2 separate regions of the Homo sapiens genome follow, and region 1 is linked to region 2. The links are chromatin loops, found by intact Hi-C in ENCODE. Cell type or tissue: IMR-90. All regions are shown on one strand. Region 1 has its middle 15 kb from the start of LINC02280. Region 2 overlaps INF2 (inverted formin 2).

Region 1 (5,000 bases), 58 kb before region 2:
TGTCGCCCAGGCTGGAGTGCAATGGCGCAATCTCAGCTCACTGCAACCTCCGCCTACTGGGTTCAAGCAATTCTCCTGCCTCAGCCTCCTGTGTAGCTGGGACTACAGGCGCCCACGACCACAGCCGGCTAAGTTTTTTATTTCATTTTATTTTTTAGGAGAGATGGGGTTTTGCTGTATTGGCCAGGCTAGTCCTGAACTCCTGACCTCAAGTGATCTGCCCACCTTGGCCTCCCAAAGTGCTGGGATTACAGGTGTGAGCCACTGGGCCTGGCCTCCTTTTTTTCTTTAAAGTAAAATTTACATGTAGTAAATAGTATTTGGCCATAAAGGGAATGAATTACTGATACATGCTACAATGTGGATGAACTTTGAAAACAGTAAGCTAAGGGAAAAGAGGTAGACATAAAGGGCCACCCACTACACAACTCCATCCACATGAAAGTCCAGAAGAGAGAAATCCATAGAGACAGAAAGTAAAGGCTGGGCACGGTGGCTCACGCCTGTAATCCCAGCACTTTGGGAGGCCAAGGCGGTGGAAGCCCTGAGGTGAGGAGTTCAAGACCATCCTGGCCAACATAGTGAAACCCCATCTCTACTAAAAATACAAAAATTAGTTAGGTGTGGGGGTGCACGCCTGTAATCTCAGCTACTCGGCTGCTGAGGCAGGAGAATTGCTTGAACCTGGGAGGTGGAGGGTGCAGTGACCACTGCACTCCAGCCTGGGTGACAGAGCAAGACTCCATATCAAAAAAAATAATAATAATAGATTAGTGGTTGCCTAGATGACTTCTAACAAACGCATACACCTACGAAGAGGGAGAACACCACCACCAATCCAGAATGTTCCCTCATGCCCTCTCCTGGCAAAGCCCCACCCCCACCCTACCCCAAAAGACATCCCCTGGTACGATTTCTTGCCTGTTCTAGAACACCACATAAAAGGAATCACAGCAGGTCCTGTTCTGTGGAAGGTCTCTTTTGCTCAGCATCATGTTTATAAAGTCATCCATATTGCTGCACGGATCGCTGGTTCATATTGATATTCATTAGATAACGGTTGGACCAGTCCTCCCACCCTCCCTCCCGCCATCTCTCTCTCTCTCTCTCTCTCTGTCTCCCTCTCTCTTTCTTTCTTTCTTGAGATGGAGTCTCGCTCTGTGGCCCAGGCTGGAGTGCAATGGTGTGATCTCGGCTCACTGCAACCTCCGCTTCCCAGGTTCAAGCAATTCTGCCTCGGCCTCCCGAGCAGCTGGGATTACAGGTGCCCACCACCACGCCCGGCTAATTTTGGTATTTTTAGTAGAGACAGGTTTTCACCATGTTGGCCAGTCTTTTAAATGAATCCAACGAAATCTAAATATCATGGTGATTTAATCATCAATTTTTAAGAGACAATTTTTTAACAGACTTAAATGTTTTCTCCTTTGCCTTGTATTTTCCCTCCACTTTGCCCACAGAATTTTATGCCAACATGACATATCTTCTGCTCCAAGTCCTCCGCTGGCCTCACTGTGCTTTTCCGTAATGGAAATATGTGTATAAATTGAAATGCCACTTTTCATTCTTTACTTCATAAGTCTCTTATCTTTAAATGTTTCTACTGGATTCATTATTTTTCAATTATTAGCCCACAGTTCCTCAAAACCACTGATTGGGATATAAATAATCTATATTATACATTTTGATTAAAAATTGTTACACAGAAAAAGGAAGTTTTCATTGGGGATGCATCTCCCGATGAAGGGGACGGGCTTTTTTCCGTGTAGCCCCTGTTTCCATGGGTGACGACGACTTGTTGAAAAGACTCACTATCCCGCGTGGAATGTCCTCCTGCTTTTTGGGTTTTAGGGGCTAGCACTGAGCGTCTTTGTTCACACGAACAAGTCTACGGGACAAAGGAGGATTGGGGCAGCACTTCCGCAAACCTGAGACGGGCCACCGGGAATCGCTGCTGCGGTCGGGGGCTGCGACGCCACCAGCCCCAGGGTGGAGAGCGGCTTTCTGGGCGTCCGGGCAAGTCCATGCTCCGGGTGGGGAGGCCGAGGGGCCGAGGAAGTCGAGGGTCTGGACATTCGCTGCCCCGGAGCCGCGTGAGCCCGCCCCGCCCTGGAACGTCCTCCCAGGCGTTCTCGCCTTTGCAGCCCCCGCCTGACTGCGGACCCTCCACTCCCCACTCTCTCCTTCCATCCCCGCTTCCCTCTCCCTGCCCCTCCTCCTCCCCCGTCGTCAGCCTTGACAAAGGAGGGCGATGCCACCGCTTACCGCCAGAGGGCGCGCCGCGCCCCCCAAACGGACACTGAAGCGGGCGCCCCCTGGCCGAGCGGGGCGCAGGGGAAGAGGGGGCGGAGGGGGAGAGGAGGTGCAGGGACAGAGGGGGCCCAGGGGGCTTCCAGCCTCCTGCCTGGGTCCTGGTTTGGTTGCCCCCGCACCACCCAGCGCTTGCCCACCCTGCCTCAGTCTCCCCATCTCCCAGCCTCGGGGCTCCTCTGGCTGGCTGGGGCCCACCCTGGGGCAGAGCCGCTGGGTCTGGGGATGGGTAGCATCAAGATGCCTCGAAGTCCTGGCCTGGTCTTCAGGCTCCCTATAATTAGGACTCCACCCCCACCCCTACAGGAGCCTGTCCAGAAGGTCCTGGGCGTGGCTGGGGTGTCGTGGACACCTGCCATCTTTCCTGAACGCTGCAGACACCTGCGTCCCACTCCAGTGCAGGTGGCCTGGGCCCCTTCAAGGAATGGCTGGGAGTGGGAGGGTGGGCCTGGGGTTTCACGGCCCACACCTGAGGCCAGTCACACCCCGACTGGGCCAGGCAGAAGCTGCACAAACTTCACACTGGAAAGGTGGGGCCAAGGGCAGCCCCAGCCCACCTGCCAGCACCTCCCCATCCCCAGCATCTGCCGGGCACAGTGGGGGCACACCTAACCTCCCCACCCCTACCCACTCTTGACATATAAGGCCTCAGCCAGGAAGTCCAGAAGGAGGGCGTGGACGGGGATCTGCACTGGAGGCCTCTACCACCTGTGAAGCCATCGGGCCTGTGGGCCGCAGGGCAGGACTCCCAGGTCTGGAGGGCCCTCAGGCTGGCCTCCATGAGGTGCCGCGAGGCTGGGGTACAGAGCTGAGTCCCCACAGCCCTCACCTCCCTGGCCCCTGCCCATCACAGCCTAGCTCCTCCTGGAGCCACCTCACCTCCCTGGGCCTCTGTTTCCCCCTCCGTAGAGCAGAGGTGTTGACGGCTTTCGCTTGGAAGGCTAAGCCAGTCTGTCTTTGCGGAGTCCACGTGCTGCCAGCACACAGTCCATGCTCCGGAGTCAGCATCCCACCACATGGTGGAGGGGATGTTCTGAAACCCCTCTTTGAAACTCACAGAACCTGGGGACAAAGCGGGGCAGCGTTTTGTCAGTGAGAAGTGGCCGCAGGAGGGGCCCAGTGACCAGCACCAGGTACAGGAGCAGACCCACGGCCCGGCCCACAGGCACCAGACACCCTGGGCACAACCGGGCCTGGGTTCCCTCTGACATGGGGCACCTGGACAGATACTTGAGCACAGCCAGGCCTTCAGATGACAGCCATCCCCGCAAGCATCTGACCACGTGCAAGACCCCGCACCTGAGCTTCCCAAATGAGCCCCTCCTAAATGCCAACTCCAGAAACCATGAAATAATTGTCCACTGTTTACGCATCGGAGCCGCTGGCCATGCAGCAAAGGGACCAAGCTGCTGGCGCGCACAGGTTCATCTCCCAGTGGCTCCTGCTGTCGAGGGCTGCCCCCCTGCTCCCCTCCTGCAGGGCTTGTTCCCAGCAGGTGCATCCTCTAGCTGGGCCTGGAGACCCGGCGCCACGTGGCACAGCGGTGACTCTACAGCGCCCTCGTGTGCGGCTCTAGGTGCTCCCACCCGCCTCTCTCCCGGCTCAGCCTGGGCACCTTTCTCCTGGTCGCTGTGTCCCAGCACTCTCCCCTTAGGAGGCTTGGGCTGGCGGTTGTGAACGTTTCCGACCGGGCTGTCCTGGCTCCCCACCAAGTGTGTGTCCACCCCTCCCACCATGGCTGCTCCCCACGTTGGCTCAGGGAGCCCCTGAGGAGGTCCATGGCGTCCCAAGCCCACCAATGCCCACCACTGCTTTCAGCTTCCTCGTGCTCGCCAGCCACCAGGTTGGTGGTCTCTTCCTGCCCACTCTTATTTTGTGTTCCAGGGGAACATGCTGCCACCAGGCTTTACTGTGGACAGTGTCCTCTGTGTCTCCGGTTGTGCAATCTCGGTGGCTCATGTTTTACAGGGGGGTTGGGGAGAGCCAAGCCCGTGATCACTTCTCCCGCATCCTTCTCCATATGGAGAGGTTACGATATCTAGCCTCAGAACCACAGTCGTCTCATGCTCAAGGCCTGTGGGCCAGGAATCCCGAGCTGGTGGTATTGAGCCAGGAATCCCGAACTGGTGATATGCACTGTTGCTTTTCCAAACAGAAAAAGAACAAAAACTTGTAGTCCAACCCAGTTGACTCCTTAAACTACCTCTTCGAAACTCACAGAACCTGAGGACAAAGCAGGGCAGTGTGTTTATATGAAGTTGATAAACTTAAAAGACAGCTGTGAAGCCATGAAAATCCATGGAAGAACCCTAAATGCATATTACTGAGTGAAAGAAGCCAGTCTGAAGAGGCCACATACTATATGATTCCAACTCTAGGACATCCCAGAGAAGGGGAAATTACGGAGACAGTAAAAGGACCCGTAGTTGCCAGGGTTAGCGGGGGGGAAGGGATGAATCGCAGAGCATGGAGGGTGTTTACGGTAGAGAGGGCAAACCGGTGCAGCCACTGTGGAGACCAGAATGGCGATATTTCAAACAGTATTTCAAAAACTTATATTAGAATTGCCACATCATCCGGACATTTCACTTCTGGGTATTCGCCCAAGAACTGAGTGCAAGGACTTGAACAGATATCTGCACACCCGTGTCCACAGCAGCATCATTCACCAACACACGAAGGTAGAAGCA
Region 2 (5,000 bases):
GGCTTAGCCCACCTGGCCCCTCCTGCACAGAGACCTGGAGGATGCCGACCTGCTGATCCAGCTGGAGGCTTTCGAGGAGGCTAAGGCCGAGGACGAGGAGGAGCTGCTGCGAGTCTCTGGCGGGGTCGACATGAGCAGCCACCAGGAGGTCTTTGCCTCCCTGTTCCACAAGGTGGGCTGGGGGCTGCAGGGCGGAGGGCAGCCCTCCAGGGCAGGCTGTGGCCCTGAGGTCCAGAGGCTGGGCCTGGAACGGTCCTCCCTGCCCTGGTCAGACCCTGCTGTGACCTGGGCCATGGTGCCAGCTTTGGGGTGAGACTCCAGGGAGCAGCAAGGACCCAGGGGTTGGAAAGGGAGGTGGCGCCTAGAGCGGGCAGCCTGGGGGCCGGGCTGGGCCCTGGGGGCAAAGCCAGGGCCACAGGACCCAGAAGGACGGGGCTCCAAAGACCAGTGCGGCCCACAGCCGGCCTTACTGTCCTGGGCCCCAGCTGCCCAGTCCCCATCAGGTGGGCTTCAGAGGCCTCAGGGCTTGGTGAGGGGCTAAGAGGCTGAATTCTCGTCAAGCTCAGGCCTTCCCCTCATTCCCTGAACCTTGCAGCTCTCATCTGGGGGCAGTTGTGTCCCCAGGTGGCATCTGGCAACATCTGAAGACATTTTTGGCTGCCACGGCTGGGCAGGGGGTGCTGTTGGCATTGAGTAGGTAGAGACCAGTGGTTCTGTTTAACATCCCATAATGCACAGGACAGTCCCACATGTCACCAGTACCACAGTCGCTGAAACTCTCATCTCTAGGGATCCGTGGGAATAGAGGGGGTGATGGGGCTGGACACCCTGGCAGACAGGCCACAGTCCTTAGTCCACCAGGGAGGGGCCGGCTGCTGACCTGCACCCCACACTCGCCCGTCCAGGTGAGCTGCTCCCCGGTGTCTGCCCAGCTCCTGTCGGTGCTGCAGGGCCTCCTGCACCTGGAGCCCACCCTCCGCTCCAGCCAGCTGCTCTGGGAGGCCCTGGAGAGCCTCGTGAACCGGGCCGTGCTCCTGGCCAGCGATGGTGAGGGGGCGGGGCAGGGGCGTAGGCACAGCCTGGTGGGCAGACACTGAGGTCTTAGACCATGGGGGGGGGAGCCTGCCCTTGGCCCCAACCCATCCTCTGCCCAGGGGAGGTGGCCGCTTTTTCCTGCCTCTTCCTCAAGCCCCCATCCCTCCCTCTCCGGCTCCCTTCTCCCTTGACCCTGGACATCCCCTACTGCAGCCCAGGAATGCACCCTGGAGGAAGTGGTTGAGCGGCTCCTGTCTGTCAAGGGGCGACCCAGACCGAGCCCCCTGGTCAAGGCCCATAAAAGCGTCCAGGCCAACCTAGACCAGAGCCAGAGGGGCAGCTCCCCGCAAAACACTACAACCCCCAAGCCCAGCGTGGAGGGCCAGCAGCCAGCAGCAGCTGCTGCCTGCGAGCCCGTGGACCACGCCCAGAGTGAGAGCATCCTGAAAGTTTCGCAGCCCAGAGCCCTGGAGCAGCAGGCGTCCACCCCACCCCCACCCCCACCCCCACCCCTGCTCCCTGGTTCCAGTGCCGAGCCCCCTCCCCCTCCCCCACCACCCCCCCTGCCCAGTGTGGGGGCTAAGGCCCTCCCAACAGCACCCCCGCCCCCACCCCTGCCAGGCCTGGGGGCCATGGCCCCCCCAGCACCTCCTCTACCACCACCCCTGCCAGGCTCCTGTGAGTTCCTGCCCCCACCACCTCCACCACTCCCGGGCTTGGGATGCCCGCCCCCACCCCCACCCCTGCTGCCTGGTATGGGCTGGGGCCCTCCTCCACCCCCACCTCCACTACTGCCCTGCACCTGCAGCCCCCCCGTGGCGGGAGGCATGGAGGAGGTCATCGTGGCCCAGGTGGACCATGGCTTGGGCTCAGCATGGGTCCCCAGCCATCGGCGGGTGAACCCACCCACACTGCGCATGAAGAAGCTGAACTGGCAGAAGCTGCCATCCAACGTGGCACGTGGTGAGGGTCCCCAGACCCCCAAGGGAAGCTTCCCCTAGGACGGGGGCTGGTCTCTGCTGGGGAGAGGGGCAGGTGGCACATGGAACTTGTGTGCGCGTCCTGCCCGTGCGTGGCCAGGGCAGCCTGGCCCTTGCTCTGGGCTCGGCGCCTGTGGTTGAGGTGGGGACGGGGGAGGAGCAGGGCAGGGGCTACCTCTGAGGACCCCCCTCCACATGCTCCCGTGAGCCAGTGCATCTGGGGTGCCATGGTGCCCTGGGGCCCTGCTACAGGTGCTCAGGTAGGGAGGTAGGGTGCCTGCTGTACGCTGGACCTGGACCTACTGGGCCCCAGGCAGGACATCCTTTAGACCCTCTGGGAGGCTCCAGCCCCTGCCTGCTGGATCGCCAGGCCCCGGGGCTGCGAGAGCCTCACTGGCCGTGTCCCCACCCGACAGAGCACAACTCTATGTGGGCGTCCCTGAGCAGCCCCGACGCCGAGGCTGTGGAGCCCGACTTCTCCAGCATCGAGCGACTATTCTCCTTCCCTGCAGCCAAGCCCAAGGAGCCCACCATGGTGGCCCCCCGGGCCAGGAAGGAGCCCAAGGAGGTGGGGACGGGGAGGGGACTCAGACCGGGGCCGCCTGCCTGGCCACCCTCCGGTACCAGCCTGTTGGGTGGGGGGTTTTCTAGATCACTTTCCTCGATGCCAAGAAGAGCCTGAACCTCAACATCTTCCTGAAGCAATTTAAGTGGTGAGTGAGGGAGGTAGCCCCCATCCCAGGCCACGGAGCCTCGCCTCCACCTGAGCCTTCTGACTTGGGCCCAGCAGTGCCCTCTGCAGGCCGCCATGGGAAGTGCACACTGCATCCCCTAGGCAGGATTGTAGGCGGGTAATAGCCCCATGCTGCCCCAGCTAGGGGCTGTCCAGGCTCCCAGGGACAGAGCGCTGGGACCTCCCCCCACAAGGCCACAGACAAGTAGTGGCTAAACCAGTGGGCCCTGACTCTCAGCCCCCGAGTCCTTTCCTGCTGCGGGTGTCCAGCACTGGCCCGAGGGAGCTGGCTGGACCCGACCCATCCTGCATCTCCTGAGCAGGGCCCATGGAGGGTAGCGAGGGTGGGAGTCAGCCTGGGTCCCCTTCACCGCGTGACCGTGGGCAACAACTCGACTGTTCTGTGTCCCCCCTGCCCTGGCCACCCCATGACTACGTGGGGAAACCCTGCCAGGTGGGGTCCCAAAGAGGCTGGGTGGGGGTGACTCATGATTCACTCACCCCTGCCCGGTCCTCTCCCTGCTCCAGCTCCAACGAGGAGGTCGCTGCTATGATCCGGGCTGGAGATACCACCAAGTTTGATGTGGAGGTTCTCAAACAACTCCTTAAGCTCCTTCCCGAGAAGCACGAGGTAAGAGGACCACCCCCACACCCCACCCCCAGTTAGTGCCACCAACCAAGGGAGAGGCTGTCCCGGGGGCTCCCAGCAGGGAGACAGAGAAGGGAGGCATCCCAGCCCTACCTCTGCCCTGAACCGTGAGCCACAGGGAGCCATGATGGGCACTGGAGGGGCTGAGCCCGGCGGGCAGTCCGGGAGGGCGGGAAGCTGGCATGGGGGGATCCCACATGCCGTTCTCCTCCTGGCAGATTGAAAACCTGCGGGCATTCACAGAGGAGCGAGCCAAGCTGGCCAGCGCCGACCACTTCTACCTCCTCCTGCTGGCCATTCCCTGGTGAGCATGGCCGCCCTCAGACCCCAGGGCCTGGGCCCCAGGTGGGAGGAGAGCAGGAATAGGGAGCAGGGCCCAGCCAGGGAGGAGAAGAGGCTGTGCCAATGGCTGCCCCGGGCTCCAGGAGCAGCATTGCAGCGGTTGGGCTTCTAAACATCACTCGAGCCCCACCCCCAGTCCTTCCCCTCAAAGTGTGGGGCTGGAGGCCTCTGGAGGAATTGGATCCTGCTCTGCGCAGGCCCGGGAGGGTGCCTGTTGGATGGGGCAGGCGGTGGAAACCCCCTCCCTTTGCCCACCACCCAAGCCAGAGCCCTGTGCTGAGTGCCCCTCTGGCAGGGACAGGTGGGGGGTGCAGGCCACTGATCCCTGTCTGTGCCATCCCCAGCTACCAGCTGCGAATCGAGTGCATGCTGCTGTGTGAGGGCGCGGCCGCCGTGCTGGACATGGTGCGGCCCAAGGCCCAGCTGGTGCTGGCTGCCTGCGAAAGTGAGTGGGGCCAAGCGGGGCACGTGTGCAGGAGGGACAGGCCTCCGAACCGGGGCGGGAGGGCTGCTCGGGGCCCCTGCTACTGCCAGTATCATAATGGCTGCTAAGAGCACCTAAGGGTGCCAGCCTTCACCACCACTCCGGAAACCACCCTGCTGCCACCACCTCGGTGCACACACCTACTGGACGCACAGACACACGCATGCCCACCGCCACTCGGGCACGTGCACACACACAAGCACACTGCCACTCTCCGGCACGCGCACACACAAGCACACCGCCACTCAGGCACGTGCACACACGCATGCACACCGCCACTCGGGCACGTGCACACACACAAGCCCACAAGCACAGTCACACACATGCACACAGGACACACAGACACACGTACACACCCCCCCAACACACACACCCTCACATACATGTACAGACATAAGTGCACACACACGGGCACCATCTCTGAAAGGGGAATCCATGGGGACCTGCCACAGCCACTGGGCAGGGAGAGGGACAGGTACGGACCAGTGAGGCACAGCTCACGTCTGTCAGGCACACTGTAGGTGTCCACTCCCGTCGGTGGAGGGTTTGCAGCCCCCAGGCCCTGTCCTGTGATCCTTCCGGTGCTGGGCTGAGCCTGGGGAGGAGCCAGGGAGTGCAGGGGCACTGGCAAGCAGGACCACACCCCACCGCCAGGGCATCTGGGGGCTCCGAACCAAGAGCCCCTCTCCAGCCCTGGCTGCCCCTGCAGGCCTGCTCACCAGCCGCCAGCTGCCCATCTTCTGCCAGCTGATCCTGAGAATTGGGAACTTCCTCAAC

What was found. Peaks named below come from ENCODE experiments on the same cell type or tissue, not always from the same donor. Only the 100,000 strongest peaks of a DNase experiment are listed, where the experiment ranks them.
Region 1: it touches region 2 in a loop (21-fold over the local background); 109 of 110 quality-filtered maps call a loop at or near these places.

Annotation. Positions count from the first base shown.
Region 1 is chr14:104,648,239-104,653,238 of GRCh38, forward strand. No RefSeq gene overlaps it. Among named protein-coding and RNA genes, the nearest start is that of LINC02280, 15 kb to the right of the region's middle. RefSeq lists silencers at 2,007-2,156, 2,167-2,246, 2,327-2,406 and an enhancer at 4,688-5,000. In IMR-90, a CTCF peak has its summit at 2,270 (motif pointing right); no DNase peak of the experiment used is centred here; H3K4me3 peaks cover 572 bases; H3K27ac peaks cover 290 bases; H3K27me3 peaks cover 594 bases.
Region 2 is chr14:104,706,005-104,711,004 of GRCh38, forward strand. INF2 (inverted formin 2) reads left to right here. Exons shown (of 23, transcript NM_022489.4): 6 at 31-172; 7 at 906-1,047; 8 at 1,249-1,998; 9 at 2,432-2,583; 10 at 2,667-2,728; 11 at 3,277-3,379; 12 at 3,616-3,701; 13 at 4,084-4,184; 14 at 4,933-5,000. Among named protein-coding and RNA genes, the nearest start is that of ADSS1, 16 kb to the right of the region's middle. RefSeq lists an enhancer at 448-1,038 and a silencer at 2,724-2,873. In IMR-90, a CTCF peak has its summit at 2,814 (motif pointing left); no DNase peak of the experiment used is centred here.